Regions from separate parts of the Homo sapiens genome. Here region 2 is linked to region 1. A link is an interaction called in ENCODE POLR2A ChIA-PET data of the cell type or tissue named here. Cell type or tissue: Caco-2. All regions are shown on one strand. Each heading gives the region's core, and the rest is flanking DNA. Links, peaks and the distances in the headings are about the cores only. Region 1 has its middle 63 kb from the start of LINC01900. Region 2 overlaps LOC124904259 (a long non-coding RNA gene).

Region 1 (8,332 bases), core at 318-8,317:
GAAAAACAAACAACCATCTTGGTGTCTTTATTTTCTCTACCACGCCACCATCATCCCCCGACCTCCGTCCATAATCCTGGCTTCACTATAATGGGACAAAGCAAAGGAACTGGGCATTGAATGAGATTCTGTCTTTGTAATGAGAGCAAATAGAGAACCGCCACCACCATCTGGGTGCTACCCAGAGTCAGAGCACAGGTGCTTATGTGATGTCTAGGTTCCCATTGGCCTTCAGCAAACACCAGCACGTTCATCACCATAGCCAGGTAGGCAAAGGAAGTGGAACCATTATGATCCTCTTTTCCACAGGTGGAAAAACAAAAATCAGAGTGGTAAGGAGCTGTGTCAAAGGTCACACACACAGCCAGAAACCCAAACTGGTGGCAGTGATACAGATAGCTGTGGATCTGGCACCTCAGGGCACCTGGCACTGAAATGAACAGTTGGGAGCAGCACTAAGCTCTCCTGGTAGGTTACAGCAAGGTTTATGCCTTGGTCCTCACTGCCTGCTCCATTTCCTCAACAATGAGGCAGTACGACCTCAGAATGTCCCTTTAACTCAAAAGTACAGGAAAAGAAGGACATTGGCATTTTCCTGCAAGACGTTTAAACTTTCCCATGCTGTATGGAACAAATGTTTTGTGTAATTTTCCAGTGGCCTTGATGAAAGATGTTATGTAATTCAATATAATTGTAGCATGAAGAAATTAAAGGCCATGCCAGGCTTATCAAATGTTTGGACCCAGTTAAAGATCCAGAAGCATTAAGCATTCAAGACACGGCCAGCTTATTTCTGTGGATTCTGTTCCTTCAGGGTCTCTCCTCCTTTGCTTGGCACTCAAGTCCTCTTATAATCTGTCCCTGATCTACCATTCTCACTGTTCCAGCCTGTTTGCACATATCGTTTACTCCAGCCAGGCTGCTGGCATGAGCTCACTGCCAAGGCTCCTGTGCAGCCTTCCCACTCCAGTTCCATCTCTCTCCCGCATTTCCTGCTTACCCAAATCCAATCCCTTCATAATCCAGTGGACACACTGCTTCTTGGAAAAGACTTCCTTCACCACCCCAGTCCTCTGAGCTCCAAACTTGTCCCAGTTCAAGTCAGTCTATTGGTTTGTAAATCATTCAGGAAGCTTTTTGTGTGTGTGTGTGAGACAGAGTCTCACTCCATCGCCCAGGCTGGAGTGCAGTGGCGCAGTCTCAGCTCACTGCAACCTCCGCCTCCTGGGTTTAAGCAATTCTCTGCCTCAGCCTCTCAAGTAGCTGGGATTACAGTCATGTGCCACTGCACCCAGCTAATTTTTTGTATTTTTAGTAGACACAGGGTTTTGCCATGTTGGCCAGGCTGGTCTCGAACTCCTGGACTCAAGTGATCCTCCCACCTCCCAAAGTGCTAGGATTACAGGTATGAGCCACCGTGCCTGGCCCAGGAAGCATTTTTTGCCAGCCTGTACCCTGCATACATCCTTGGCCTCTCAGAACCCCCTTCCTCCTTCATATGAACATCGTGGTCCCTACCTCAATGGAGTTTGTAAAGATGAAGTGAGAAGGCCCACGTTAAGTGCCTAGCAGCATCTGGAACATTGGCGGGCTCCCCAGAAATGCATTTCCCCATCCCTTGTGCCAGGTACGGCACTAGGCACTGGAGGGGGCAGCTGGGGAAAGTTACTAGTATGTGCAATGGACACTGCAGAGTGGTAACAGGTGTTCCCATGTGCCTTTGAGCAAGTTTTTGCATTTCTCTCTCACCCACTTTTCCCATCCTGAAAATGGGCTGATGACAGTATCTACATCATAGTCTATGTGATAAGCTTAAAAGAGCTAATGCCTATGAAGCACTGAGAACAGTGCCTGGGCCAAAGTAAGTATTCAGGGAGCCTCGGCAATAATGCAGATGTGCGCAGAGGACATATCATGAGCAAGACAGATGTGGTTTCTGTCTTCAGGGAGTGAGTGGAAGAGATAAGACACAAATACATTTGCTCTACAATACAACTCATTTGGCATTTGACATATGTTATCTTGAGTTGCTATCTAGCTAATTACATGTATGTCTTGTCCCCCTATCAAGATGGTAAATTTATTGAGAGAGGAGAGCCTGGATCCAATTCTGCTAGGTCCCCTGCACTGACCAGAGTGTCTTGTGTATAGACATCCAATACTATTTATTGCTAATTACCTAAAGGATTGATCTTGCCTTTGCCATTAAAACTTTATTATGAAGATCCTATTCATTGATGGAGTTCTGTGGCTTTCTTGGTGTGATCAGATTCATATGTGAAAAATTAATGTGTAACCACCGTCCTGTGGACACCAGCGTCCCCAAGTCTCTGCTACACATAAATCTGTCATCATTCTGGTTAAAATGCATCGAACCCAGATACCATCAACCCACAGCTAAAGCTATCTCTGAGTCCCCTGAATTGCATTTTTCCATGAAATAATAATAATGACACTTTATGTCATTTAACCCCAACGATATTCTATAAGGCAAGTACTATTACCATCCCTATTATATAAATGGGGAAGCCAAGGCTTGGAGAGCTGAGGCTGTTTGCCCGAAGCCACAGGTGAATGATGGAGCTGAGATTTGAACACAGGTAGTCTGACATGAGGTGGAAGCATGTAATTGCTACGCCAGTCTGCCTGATTTGGTGACAAAAAGACAGCCTGGTCTCTAACAAGAAAGCAAAGACATAAAAGAACCGGTAACATGGCACAGTCCTCCCTGCAAGCCCCCAGGGGAAGATCTTAATGGCAGAGACTTCTTTCTCCACAGCCATGGTGAGACAGACAACCCTGGCCCACAGGGGGCCATTTTTTCATGGGATTTGTGGCAACTGTGCTGTTCATGCTGGCGTGGGGAACACTGGCTCAGTCTCTCATCAAAGGCTCCCACGTGGGACCTTCACTCATGGCTCCCCACCCAGGGGTCCCACTAGGGGTTAAACCTAGGGGTTCCTCCTCTAGAGCAAGGACACTGAGCCACTTTTCTCCTCCTTCCCGTTGTACTGTCTCTTATTGGTGATTTTTTTTTTTTAATTTATGATTTTCGGCCCAGCCGGTTGTTAGCCTGCTGTGTTTGGAAAAGGTAGATGATTAAACCTCCTGGCCAGGTGTAAATGCAACCTTTGTCATCTGGAGGCTGGGAGAATTACCTTGTTGAGCTGCAGCCTCTCTGTGGCTCCACATTTTCTGCTTGAAGCAGAACCTCTCCCAGGCTAAGGTCTACAAGTCTTAGGCCTACCATTGGATTGCCCTGCTCTGAGTGAGCCCAGCCCAGAAGCCAGAGATCACAGATGTCCCCACATGGCCACAAAAGCTCTGAATAGACCCTAAAATTTGGAGGTGGAGAATCAAGCACCTGTCTCTCTCTCTCTCTCTCTCTCTCTCTCTTTCTTTCTCTCCTCTTTCTCTCTCCCTCTCAAGGGAATTTTTACTAGGTAAATAATAAAAATATGTAATCATTGACTAGGCCTTTAAACCTGACCTGAAGGTACGTTTGCATTTCTGTTGCCAATAGAGATTCCCACTAGTCCCTTACTCTGCCTCAATAGCCACCTCTCAGAGTCTACTTGTCCACTTGGCTACTGGGATGTTCAGCCCCAGAGAGCTACAGCCATGCAGAGAGGAGAGAACCAGCCCGAAGGCTGCAGCTCAGGGAGGTCACTTAGAGAAATGGGTTTACAAACCCCTTCCCTTAAGGAAGCCCTACAGTTGGCCACAAACCCTGACCACAGGTCTGTGAGAGGGAGAGGCCAAGCCAGGACTGACTCCCTGTGCTGTGAAATTGTGAACCCAGAGGACAAGAAGTTCTGGATCTGCGTGGAAGGCATCAGCAGCCCAGTGTCCTGGAGCATCAGCCAGAAGCCTTGTGTTGACTTTGTAAGGCTGAGTTCTCACCAATAGACTCATGCTTCAGGAAGGCTATTTCTGAACAAACAGCATGCAGCAAGTGAGCTCTTTGTGCCTCTTCCCAACGCACTGAGCTTGGCCCCTGCTCAAGGTGAGCTGAAGGCAGCAAAACCTGTTCTCAAGTTGCTTTCATTGGTCAAAGTCCTTTCCTAGGTGTTGGGTGGCTCTTGTTGAATTTTGGTGCCATTTGGGAAGATAAGTAAAAATCGACTTGAGCCTTCTCTGTAGGCAGTAAATAAATGTTTGTCAAAGACCAAATGACTAACTCAATAAGTCAATTAGCGTGTGTGTAGTGAGCGTCTCCCCCCGCCCCTGAGCCCAGCCCTAAATAACACGCTGTGAGAGGCTCACAGACACCCCAGCAGCAGTAGCAAATTGGGAGGTGGGGGGACAAAACTAACATCCCTGGGATCATTCAAAAACAACCCTATGCTAAATGACTAAATTTGCTTTAACTTTGACCAGTTTTGCTCTTTGCAATGTATGTGACAGATGACATGGCTCTGTGAAGTTTTCAAAGGCTTTTGGCTGAAAGCAACACCATTTTAACCAGCAAGAGGATAGAGACATGCCCAGCAATGGCAGGCTCATTTAATATGCAAGCAAAGAAGGAGACTTCAGCCTGGGTTGGAGTCCTCTCATGGATGGCAGGATGCAGATTAAGTGGCAGATTAAGTGAGGAGGAGAAAGGTTTATCTCAGCCAGTGCAGGAATGCAGGGTCAGGAAGAGACTGGGGACTGGAGACAGCTCTAAAAACTGCATTGAGGGGTTTCCTTTCGGGTGCAGTGAGAAATAAGTATGCCGAGTCAGAAGGAAGAACCCCCTGCAGGGCCTCGAGGTCACTCACGTTTCTCTAACTGAGGATGGGCATCCCTGAAGAGGTGCATTTGGAAGACTGGGCCACACAGGACCATCTGCAGAACGTATCGCAGAGGAGCAGGATCAGCCCGGGAGATGGAACTTGATGGAGAGAGGAAAGGAAGAGTCAATCTTAGAGATATTTTGAAGAAGCAAAAGATAGAATGTGTGACAGGCAGGTTGTTGGAGCCAGTGGCAAGAGAACAGGGGAAGCTGCCCTGACTATCCTGAGAGATATGAGACAGGATAAACAGAACCAGGATAGATGGGAAGGGACAACCATAAGCAGAAGCGGCACTTCATCAGAGTCTACTGAACTCAGAGCTGGGTGTCCTCTGAGCAGCCACAATTCCCAGGCCCTTCTTTCTCTTTTATTTTTTAAATCTTTCTTTTTTATTTATTCGTTTTTATTTTTTTGGGGGGGGGCACTTTCCAGTAAAAAGCAGAAAGCATGCTAGACAAATTCAAAAAGAGCTGTAACACTCAAGACCTCCTTATCTGCGGCCTTAGCATCTTCTTTTCTCCTCGTTCTCAATTTGGCTTCATTTTGCCCCAGATTCTTCCCCAATCCAGTCTTTCCTCCTCTTCAAATGACGGCTGGCTCATCTTTGAGGAAGAGATGCTACTGCAGAATAAAAGATAGAACCAGTGAGACTTTTTCTTAATATGGAGACCATAGTCTTGGACATCATCAGTAGGCTCATCTTGGAGAGTTTTGATTATCCTTCTCCAAAAGACCACCCTCAGAGCACACCTGGTTTTTATACAGGGGTAATCCAAATAGAAAGATAGACAGGGGCATTGTTCTAAAGAAGGAAAGAGGGAAAAAGAAATAACTTTGTTCAGGAAGGAACGTAGGGGTTGATGGCAGGCAAGGAGAGATAACACTTTAGGCCTGGCACAGACCTCAGAAAGGGTTTCCGTTTGTTGACCAGGCACGGTGGTTCACGCCTGTAATCCCAGCACTTTGGGGAGCCAAGGCGGGAGGATCACTTGAGGTTAGGAGTTCCAGACTAGCCTGGCCAAAATGGTGAAACCCCCTCTCTACTAAAAATACAAAAAATTAGCCAAGTATGGTGGCGTGTGCCTGTAATCCCAATTACTCAGGAGGCTGAGGCAGGAGAAACATTTGAACCCAGGAGGCGGAGGTTGCAGTGAGCTGAGATTGTGCCACCGCCCTGCAGCCCGGGTGACAGTGAGACTCCACCTTAAAAAAAATTAAAAAGAGACAGGCACGGTGGCTCAGGCCTGTAATCCCAGCACTCTGGGAGGCTGAGGCGGGCGGATCATGAGGTCAAGAGATCGAGACCATCCTGGCTAATACCGTGAAATCCCATCTCTACTAAAAATACAGAACAATTAGCCGGGCGTGGTGGTGGGCACCTGTAGTCCCAGCTACTTGGGAGGCTGAGGCAGGAGAATGGCATGAACCCGGGAGGCAGAGCTTGCAGTGAGCCAAGATCGCAGCCACTGCAATCCAGCTTGGGCAACAGAGCAAGACTCTGTCTCAAAAAAAAAAAATTAAAAAATTAAAAAGAAAGAAAAGAAAGGGTTTCTGTCTGCAAAGTCCTTTCACGGGATGGGGAGGGAGGTTAGGAAAACTGGATACCAGCCACCTGGTAGTGGCTGATCGAATGAAAGAGCAGAGTAAGTGAGTGAGCGAGTGGCTTTAACACTAACATTTATGTAGTGATTAAGGCATACTCTGTGCCAAGCACTGTGCTAGGGTGGGGGGCACCTTTCAGGAAAAAGTAAACACAGCCCCTATGTGATGGGGACCCACAGTTCATACAAAGACAAATAATCAGCATGTGAACTGTCTCAACAAGGTATAGTAACAAGGGACTGATTCTTCCTGGAGGAGGTGAGAAAACTCCATGGATGAGGAGGCAGTTGATCAGGATCAAGGAGGGTAAAAACACAGATATGCACACATGCAGACATGTACACACCCATGCACGTGTGTACACACACAGTAAAGAGGAATGCAGAACCCACCAAATCAAGGGTCAATGGAAGAACATTGTTGATCCATACCAAAGCAGGGACATATGATGGTGTCCAGGGTGTTCTCATGAACTCAGGAAAGTTCTGAGGGGCTGGCACACAGGGTGTGAGGGGAGAAAGCCGAGAGGAGACTGGCCTTCCTGTGATGCTGTTAACTGACAAGAGGCCTGTGGGTGGGTCAAGAAGTTGGTGGCAAAACCATGAATTCTGTTTTGGACAGGCTTCTCTCTCACTGCCGGTCTCTTTATCCTCCTCTCACAGCAGCCTAAACGACCCCCCAAAGCCTTGTCACTTGATCTATCTCATGTTCCAAGAGCAAAATGGACAACTGAGCATGAAACAGGATTACTTTCATGTAAGTGTTTCAGATGCCGGCATTTTTTTGGTTTTCTTTTGTCTTGCTTTCTTGAAATGGAGACTTGCACTGTTGCCCAGGCTGGAGTGCAGTGGTGCCATCTAGGTTCACTGCAACCTCCACCTCCCGGGTTCAAGAGATTCTCGTGCCTTAGCCTCCCAAGTAGCTAGGATTACAGGTGTGCACCACCACACCTGGCTAATTTTTGTATTTTTAGTAAAGACAGCGTTTCACCATGTTGGCCAGGCTGGTCTCAAACTCACGACCACAGGTGATCCACCCACCTCATCCTCCCAAAGTGCGGGATTACAGGCATGAGCTACCGCACCTGGCCAGATGCCGGCATTTTAATTTACAGTCATTCTTCACTTTGGAAAGCAACTCCCAAGTGGTCAGCATTCAGTATTGTCCTAAAATGTGGTACTCCTGATCTCCAGTTTAAAATTACTAAGAGATTCCGACAAAGGAACATGACATTTTAATATATGCAAGAATGTGGGCACGTGATGGGAGATATTCCCATCTATCTTTACGCTTATGAAATGAATGACTGTACGGACTTCATGCCAGGCCCTGTGTGAAAGGCTGCAACAAGCTAAACAGAGTTCCTGCCCTCAAGTGCTTCATAGTCTAGCAAGGAAGGCAGGTGTGTAAACAAATTGTTTCAATGAGATTGCCATCATATAGGAGAAAAAGCCAGACATAAAATAAGAGCTCTTTATTGCTAAAGTACAAAGGGCAAAGGGGCATGTGGCCCAAGCCAACACAGGGACCTGGTGCCAAGTCGGAGAGTCTGATCTTTATCTAGAAGGTAATGTTGAGCCACTAAAGAGTTTTGAAGCTGAGGAGCGACATTATCAAAACCGCATTCTGGAAAGATCTATTTGGCAGCTGTGCTGATGATAGCTTAGTTAAAGAAGATTTGGGAAATAGTAGACCAGCCAAAAGGACATTTCAAACATCTAGATCTGGGGTGTCCAATCTTTTGGCTTCCCTGGGTCACAATGGAAGAAGAATTGTCTTGGGTCACACATAAAATACACTAACACTAGAGATAGTTGATAAGCTTTAAAAAAAAATCGCAAAATAATCTCTCTCTCTCTGTCTTTTTTTGAGATGGAGTCTCTGTCACCTAGGCTGGAATGCAGTGGTGAGATCTTGGCTCACTGCAACCTCCACCTCCCAGTTCAAGTGAT
Region 2 (8,332 bases), core at 156-8,155, 55 kb before region 1:
AATGTAGGTGTTTCTTTGTAAGTGAGAGGTTGAGAAAACGAATGAGTCCTTAATTTGAAATCAACATTAACTGGCCTTCAGCCTTTTGTGGCTCAATTCTGAGAATGTAGGACAAAGAAATGCTTCCTTCCCAAAAAGCCCTTTGGTCCCTCTTTTATGTGTCCCCTGCCTGGACTCCACACTGGCTGAGAGGACAGGTTATAGAGTCAACTGCATGGAGGTCAGGCACTCAGATCTGCCTGTCACTGGCTCGGTGAGATTGGGCAAATTACTTGTTTCTTCAAGTTGTCTTCTTCTTTTTTAAAAAAACTATTTTATGTACATATTTATGTATTTGTTTGTTTGTTTTAGAGATAGAGTCTCACTCTGTCATCCAGGCTGATGTGCAGTAACATGATCATAGCTGACTGCAGCCTCAAACTTCTGGGCTTAATCGATCCTCCCACTTCAGCCTCCCAAGTAGCTGGGACTACAGGGGCATGCCACTGTGCCTGGTTCTCTATTTCTTTATTTGCAAAATATGGATAATAATGGTACTTGTCTCCTGAGATTGTGTGAGGATTACATTGTAAAGTGCACTTCCGCTGCCTGTCCCGGAGCCTGGTCTATAACAAGCATTCTGTAAAGATATGTTCTTTTTATCATTATACCCAAGACCACTGGTCTTCCCAGAGATTTCCAAACCCCAGAGGAGTTTTGCAATTATCCCAACAAAGTGTCAAGGAATGAATTCTTCCAATACCCTCAAAGAGGTTAATTTATTTTAACAACAATATGACAGTCTAGCGCACCTTGGTAGGTGAGGGTGGGAGTGCGGACAGAAGAAGAGCATTTCCTGGAAATCCTATAATGATTTCATTTTCTAATCCCCAAATGACCTTGGTCCATGGGGATGCTGGCCCTCCCTCCCTCACCCCAGGCCTTGGTTTTTTGCAGTCTTCATCTGTAGTGTCATCAGTGGCCCTTAGATTAGGCCTCCCAGGGTAGACAACAATACCCCCCCACCTCCTGTCTCCGTTCAGAGACCACTAACTCTTCCTTATCCCTTATTTCTACTTCCTCTCGGAACCTGCAGGATTCCGGTCTGATAAGCATATCTGCATTAGAAGCCAGACTTTGCATATCTCAGGATCCACCCTCACCCTTGGAATATTCACCTCCATAATCCACTAACTGGCCTGTCCCCATTCGGTCACAATTGTAGGTTCCTGCAAAATGATGGTTTATGACAAGTGTTCTTCCCTCAGGCTAGGTTAGAAAAGATTTTCTCCAGTAGAAAACAGACTAGAAAAATACCTTATTTTTGTAGAATGTTCTACCATGCAGGATAAACTTTTGTTCCTTTGCATCCACCATGTATACTGTTGGACATGCCCCTTCAGGAGCTCCTGCTTGTCAGGGAGCTGGCTGCATGGGTAAAAGTTAAAAGTTGCTCATGGAAGCCTCAATTTTCATTTCTTTTTTTAAAAATTGACATATAAGAGTTGTACTGGCTGGGCACAGTGGTTCACTCCTGTAATCCCAGCACTTTGGGAGGCCAAGGCGGGCCAGCTACTTGAACCCAGGAGTTTGAGACCATCCTGGGTAACATGGTGAAACTCCCTCTCTACAAAAAATTAGCTGAGTGTAGTGGCACACATTTGTGGTCCCAGCTACTTGGGAGGCTGAGGTGGGAGGATCACCTGAGTCTGGGAAGTCAAGGCTGCAGTGAGCTGTGATGACACCACTGCACGCCAGCCTGGCGAAAGAGTGAAGCTCTGGGCTCTGTCTCAAAAAAAAAAAAAAAAAGCACATGGGGGGCACATGTGATATTTTGATACCTGCATACAATGCATAATGAACATATTAAGGCAACTGGTATATCCATCTATCCATCACCTCAAACATTTATCTTTTCATTGTGTTGAGAATTTCCTAAAACCTCATTTTTCAGACTGATTAGAAATAGAAGTGTGGGTGCTCTCTCTCCACTTTTCCCTTCTCAAGCCTCTATGATCTTTTCCTCAGTAAAATACATTCCTAGTTTGATTTTAAGTCATTCCTAATAACCCCTGTCCTGGATTCACCTAAAATGAAAACCTCAGAGACATTGTAACGCCTCTCTCCATCTCACACCTCACAAATCCATCAGCAAATTCGAGTTTGCTTCTATTTATTTTCTGAACCCAACTACTCCTCATCCCTTGCAGCGTTCCTGATCTGGTCAAAGCCACCACTACCTCCTACCTGGTTTTCTGCAAGTCTCCTAACTGGGCTCCTGGCTTCTACTCTGTCCCTCTGGTGTCCATCTCCACACAGCAGCCAGAGTGATCCTTTTAAAACTTAGGTTAGGCCGGGCGCGGTGGCTCACGCCTGTAATCCCAGCACTTTGGGAGGCCAAGGCGGATCACCTGAGGTCAGGAGTTCGAGACCAACCTGGACAACATGGCAAAACCCCGTCTCTAGTAAAAATACAAAAATTAGCCAGGCATGGTGGTGCACTCCTGTAATCCCAGTTACTAGCGAGGCTGAGGCAGGAGAATGGCTTGAACCCAGGAGGTGGAGGTTGCAGTGAGCAGAGATCGTGCCATTGCACTCCAGCCTGAGCAACTAGAGTGAAACTCCATCTCAGAAAAATAAATAAATGAATAAATAAATAAATAAAAGTTAGGTCAGATCATGTCACTTCTCTGCTCAAAACCCTCCAATCCCCCGACCCCATCCTGAGAAAAGGTGCAGCCTCTACAAGGCCTGCAAGAAAAGGCTCTGTACCCTCCAGCCTCTCTCCCCTCATCTGTTGTGCTCCTCCTTGCTCGGTCCTTCTGCAGCCACACTGGTCTCCTCATGGTTCCTCCAATATGCCAAGCATAGCCCTACCCCAGGGCCTTTGCATGTTCTATCTGCCCTGGATGGTTCTGCCCCCAGGTAGCCATATGGCTCACTCCCTCACCTCCTTCAGCTCTTTCTTGGAATCTCACCTTCTTAATGAAGCCTCCTCAGACTGCCATATTTAAAATTGCAGCCCCTGCTCTCATATCCTCTATGTTCATTTCTTTATTTTTCGCCATATCATCTCCACCATTCAGTTGGTATTTAGTTGATCTTTGTTTTGTTGAGTTTAGATTTCATCACACTAGACCTCACTAGACTGTAAGCTCCACCAGGGTAGGGGTTTTGTCTGCTTTGTCCCAGCATCTCCAGTGCTTAGAACAATACCCAGTTCCAGTAGATGCTCTATTACATTTTATATTCAAGCTCAACAGATAAATGAATAAGATGGATGTGCTTCACAACTGAGTCACAGCTGATGTATTCATTCAATCAAGGGAGTAAGAACTGCTTAAATCCCATCTTCCACTGTTTATCAGCTGTATGACCTGTAACAAGACACAACCTCAGAGTCTCAGGTTCTGATGAGTAAAATGAGAATGACAACGGTTCCTACCTCATAAGATTGTGTGGCTAAATAAGTTTATAAAGGCCAGGTGCAGTGGCTCATGCCTGTAACCCCAGCCCTTTGAGAGGCCGAGGCAGGCGGATCACTTGAGGCCAGGAGTTTGAGACCAGCCTGGCCAACATGGTGAAACCCCATCTCTACTAAAAATGCAAAAATTAGCCAGGCGTGGTGGCACACGCCTGTAATACCAGCTACTCAGGAGGCTGAGGCAGGAGAATTGCTTGAATCCAGGAGGCAGAGGTTGCAGTGAGCTGAGATGATGCCACTGCACTCCAGAGTGAGACTCTGTCTTAAAAAAATAAAGTTTTAAAAAGTGCTTTGTCTAGCACTTCGATATGTGTTAGACGCATTGGTTAGTATTATTAGTATTATTGTTTTTGTTATTACTACTGTTGTTGTTATTCTCAGATATCATAATACCCCAAGTAAAACTCTTCAGCCACTGGGTAGAAGAAAAAAGAACATGGAATCGTTTTATAAGCAGCTACCACATAGGAGGGTGGCTGCAACCTAGGAATCTTTTGGATTTCTCATTAGAAGCTGCTGCATTCTAATACTGTAAAGTGCACCATTAATAACTTCCTTAGAGAAGCCAAAAAAGGGCATGGTAGGAAGTAGGAAAATATTTTCCAACCACTGCAGATTACAAAATAGACTCCCTGCATTCATCAAGTGTTTTCTTCCCCCAATGGGGTAATCTCAAGTACATGACACAAGATAAACACAGAGCCATGCTCCATGAAATTTATGAAAGGATGTTGTTTATTTTTATCACATTTATTGGACTTGAAAGATATCCTTTAGTTCTCAAATCAACATCGGCGTGCATGTTTAGTTCTGGGTTGCTGAGTGCTTTAACAAATAACAAAGGTCTGATCTTTCACCTCCTGAAATGCAGGCCACTCACATGCCAGAGGGCAGAGGTCTGAAGATGGTTTGGGTGGTTTTGTGCAGCAGCGATATGTTGAGGTTTTATAGCAGCTTTTTTGGGCAGTTTAAGGCAATCTGAAATTCTGAAAGATTCAGAAAATGGGAGTGGGGCTGGGCACTGTGGCTCATGCCTGTAATCCCAGCACTTTGGGAGGCTGAGGCAGGAGGATTGCTTGAAGTCAGGAGTTGGAGACCAGCCTGGGCAACATAGACAGATTCTCATCTCTGTAAAAAATAAAACAAAATAAATTAGCCAAGCATGGTGGCATGTGCCTGTAGTCCCAGCTACTCAGGAGGCTGACGTGGGAGGATTGCTTGAGCCCAGGAATTTGAGGCTGCAGTGAGCTATGATCACACCACTGCATTCCAGCCTGGGTGACAGAATGAGACCCCGACTCTCAAGAAAGAACGAAAAGAAAGAAAATTGGAGTGGTTATACCTGTCAGGAGAGTCAATCAACTCCAGTTAGGCTATTTGGATCCTCACACAGGCCTCTAATGAATGGTAACAGCTCAGTCCATACTTCAGAGCGATTTGGTGCTCTTGCCACTGCCTGTGCTAGGAGTGTCCAAGAAATAGCCCTCATCACCCCTTCCCTAACTGCCCCCTGACCTCCCCTCAGCCCTTCCCACCACTGCTGTTTTCCTTTCTGGAGAAGTCTGAGGAATGAAGAGGTCAAGGCTAGGATGATGAATGGACAGTCACGCACGTGTTCCCTCCAGCTCTGTGATTCTGCCTGGCAGTGCCAGTGTGTACTCACCCATTTCCCTATCTTGGGGTCCCTCTGCTCTGCTTCTGAGGTAAAAGGGGATCTGGGAATTTGGAGGAAGAAGCCTTCTCCATCTTTTATTCTTTACTATCCTCTTAATATCAAAAGTATCAAAATTATTTTAACTCCAAATAAAAGTAAAATTTGGATCTCTGATATTTTATCATTTTTGGATGAGAGAGAACTGTAAAGAATAAAAGATGGGGAAGTCTTCATGGCCTAACAACCCCTGTCCCCCTTTCATTTCAGAAACAGAGGAGAAGGACCCCGGGACAAGGAAATGCATAAGTGTGCACTGCCAGACAGAATCATGAGAAGTAGATCAATACTCTAGGAGGGCTCAAAATATTCTCCAAATCGTGGGCAGCAAGCATGCTGTGACTAAAGTACTGAGGGCTGAGTGGGGCAGCCCTAGGGACTTGATTTCTGAGGCTTGCCAGCTCAAAGAACTTCCGCTATTAGACAGGTAATTCTATAAGCTCCACACGCATCCCATAACATTTCCAATAAATGTCCTGCCCAAAAGATTTAGTCGAGGGCCAGGCCAGTATCCTCCTCCCTACTCTGCACTAAACACACACACACACACACACACACATGCACACACTGCACCCTCACTAGTATTATTAAGCCTCCCAATCAATTGCATATTCAAAAATCAACCTTGGCTGGGCACGGTGGCTCACATCTATAGTTCTAGCACTTTAGGAGTCCGAAGTAGGAGGATCACTTGAGCCCAGGAGCTTGAGACCAGCCTGGGCTACGTTGAGTGACCTTGTCTCTGCAAAAAATACAAAAATTAGCCGAGTATGATGGCACATGCCTGTAGTCCCAGCTACTTGGGAAGTTGAGGTGGGAGGATCACTCGAGTCCGGGAGTTCAAAGCTACAATGAGCTATGATTGCACCACTGTACTCCAGCCTGGGCAACAGAGTGAGACTCCATCTCAAAACAAACAAACAAACAAACAAAAACTAACCTTTCTGGACACTCACACCACAGTGTTAGTTGACACTGATGCCTATGGTCAGGTCCTCAGGAAAGCTGTTGCTCCCATTAAAATATCAATAGTAGGCAAAATACGCCCAGTCTGTTCCCAGAAAATTTTCCCTCTACAGTGGGATGAGAACCAGTTTCCATTTTTCCTTTTGGGTCACCTGCCCCCCAGTGCCCAGAATGATGAGAGGAGAACCGGTGGCCAGCAGAGAATCCTGAAGCCTGATTCTACCACTCCTTCGGAAGTGAGACCATAGCAAGGTGATAACCAAAGTTGGGAAAAGACACTCTTCATCATTGACCCTTCTAAGAAAAGGCGAGGTCCTTGAATTTTACCTGAAAGAAAAGATCACCCCAGAGGAGGAGGATAGTAAAATAGCATTCTTCACTGGTACAAGGAAGGCTTTCATTCCTCAGTGAAAGATGGTTCATGATTAAAACAACTTTGAAGACTGGTAAAAGGATGCTTGGAACTTCCTGACCAGGCTGAGAACACAATGACTTGAGGAACTATGTGAGGCAGGTTTTCTAACTCTCCCTTTTATTGATTTACTTTTTTGAGACAGAATCTCTCTCTGTCACCCAGGCTGGAGTGCAGTGGCACAATCTTTGCTCACTGCAACCTCCACCTCCCAGGTTCAAGCAATTCTCCTGCCTCAGCCTCCCAAGTAGCTGGGATTATAGGCATGCACCACCACACCCAGCTAATTTTAGGATTTTTAGTAGAGACAGGGTTTCACCATGTTGCCCGGCTGGTCTCGAACTCCTGATCTCAAGCGACCCACCCACCTTGGCCTCCCAAAGTGCTGGGATTACAGGCATGAGCCACTGCGCCCGGCCTCTTTCCCTTTTGTTTTCTAACATTCCTGGGCCCTATAACACTTTTGTTTCTTCTGAGAAGGGGTCTCACTATGTTGTCCAAGTGGGTACCAAACTCCTGGGCTCAAGAGATCTTCCCACCTCAGCCTCCCAAAGTATTGGGATTACAGGCGTGAGCCACTGTGCCTGGCCAGTGGAGCCTGCCACATATGGGGAATGTACCCTGCTGTGCTGCGGGGCGTATTAGACTCATTCAGCTGACTCGTGGTTCCACCTCGGGAAAGTCACTCAGGCGGCTCCAGCCTCAGCTTCCTCAGCTGTAAAACGGAGACACTGGGCTTGATGAGCTTTGAGATCCTTCCCAGTTTCCAAGTTTAGTGATTCTGGAAAGCAATGACTTCCCTGACTACTTTCTATCCTGCAGTAAGAGCATTGGAGTGGTAGCTGGTGTCCTTCTGAATCTAAAAGGTCTTCTCCAGAGTTTCATATCTGCCCATGAGTCAATGCTGAGCAAGAGTCAGTGCTGAGGCCAGGCGCGGTGTTTCACACCTGTAATTCCAGCACTTTGGGAGGCTGAGGCAGGCAGATCACCTGAGGTCAGGAGTTCGAGACCAGCCTGGCCAACATGGTAAAACCCCATCTTTACTAAAAACACAAAAATAAGCCAGGCGTGGTGGTGGTGCACACTTGTAATCCCACCTAACTGGGAGGCTGAGGCAGGAGAATCGCTTGAACCTGGGGTGGGGGCGGAAGTTGCAACGAGCCAGGATTGTGCCATTGCACTTCCAGCCTGGGTGAGAGAACGAGGTTCTGTCTCAAAAAAAAAAAAAAAAAAAAAAGAGTCACTGCTGAGGGGCCCACCCAGGAATCCCTCAGGGACAGAGGGGAACTTCCAGTGTATTCACAACCCCAGCCTGGAATGAGGATCCTGTGAGGTCCCCATGGTATCACTCCTGGTTTTATTAATTACAGAATCCCTGAGATTGGTCCTCCCTTGTCTAATAACTCAGTCATTTAATCACGCACTTGAAAAAAATTCCAAGTTCTTTACCCCAAAGCTGAATGTGAGAAGTAGCTATGGGTCAGAGGCAAAAGAACAAAGGACGCCCTCCCCCAGAGAGGAAATACAGAAAGGATTATCCTTTTTCAAAGGTGAAATAATGAAATGCTTTCCTTCCCCTGGACAGGCAATTTTATCAGGGCTCACTGCAAGGGGAACAAGATGCTACTGTCTTGACTTAATTGGCATAATATCTCCCCCTCCTCCAAATGATCAGTCAGACGGCTGCTAAACGCTTTTTGCTTAAGGATGAAATCCCTTTTGAACATTGCACCTTCCATCTGGCAACCACCCCAGAGCCTTCACAAGGCCTTGCTTTTGC

The links. ChIA-PET counts read pairs that join two places held together with the same protein. Peaks named below come from ENCODE experiments on the same cell type or tissue, not always from the same donor. Only the 100,000 strongest peaks of a DNase experiment are listed, where the experiment ranks them.
Region 2: POLR2A ChIA-PET joins it to region 1 with 5 read pairs; 2 of 35 experiments call an interaction of 5 or more read pairs at or near these places.

What each region holds. Positions count from the first base shown.
Region 1 is chr18:22,040,284-22,048,615 of GRCh38, reverse strand. It overlaps the pseudogene RNU7-17P. Among named protein-coding and RNA genes, the nearest start is that of LINC01900, 63 kb to the right of the region's middle. In Caco-2, for the core only: no CTCF peak of the experiment used is centred there; DNase peaks (open chromatin) are centred at 3,175, 3,615 and 3,985; H3K4me3 peaks cover 1,518 bases.
Region 2 is chr18:22,094,630-22,102,961 of GRCh38, reverse strand. It overlaps LOC124904259 (a long non-coding RNA gene), which reads right to left. Exons shown (of 2, transcript XR_007066304.1): 2 at 4,176-4,591. Among named protein-coding and RNA genes, the nearest start is that of GATA6-AS1, 70 kb to the left of the region's middle. RefSeq lists a silencer at 5,754-5,963. In Caco-2, for the core only: no CTCF peak of the experiment used is centred there; a DNase peak (open chromatin) is centred at 4,302.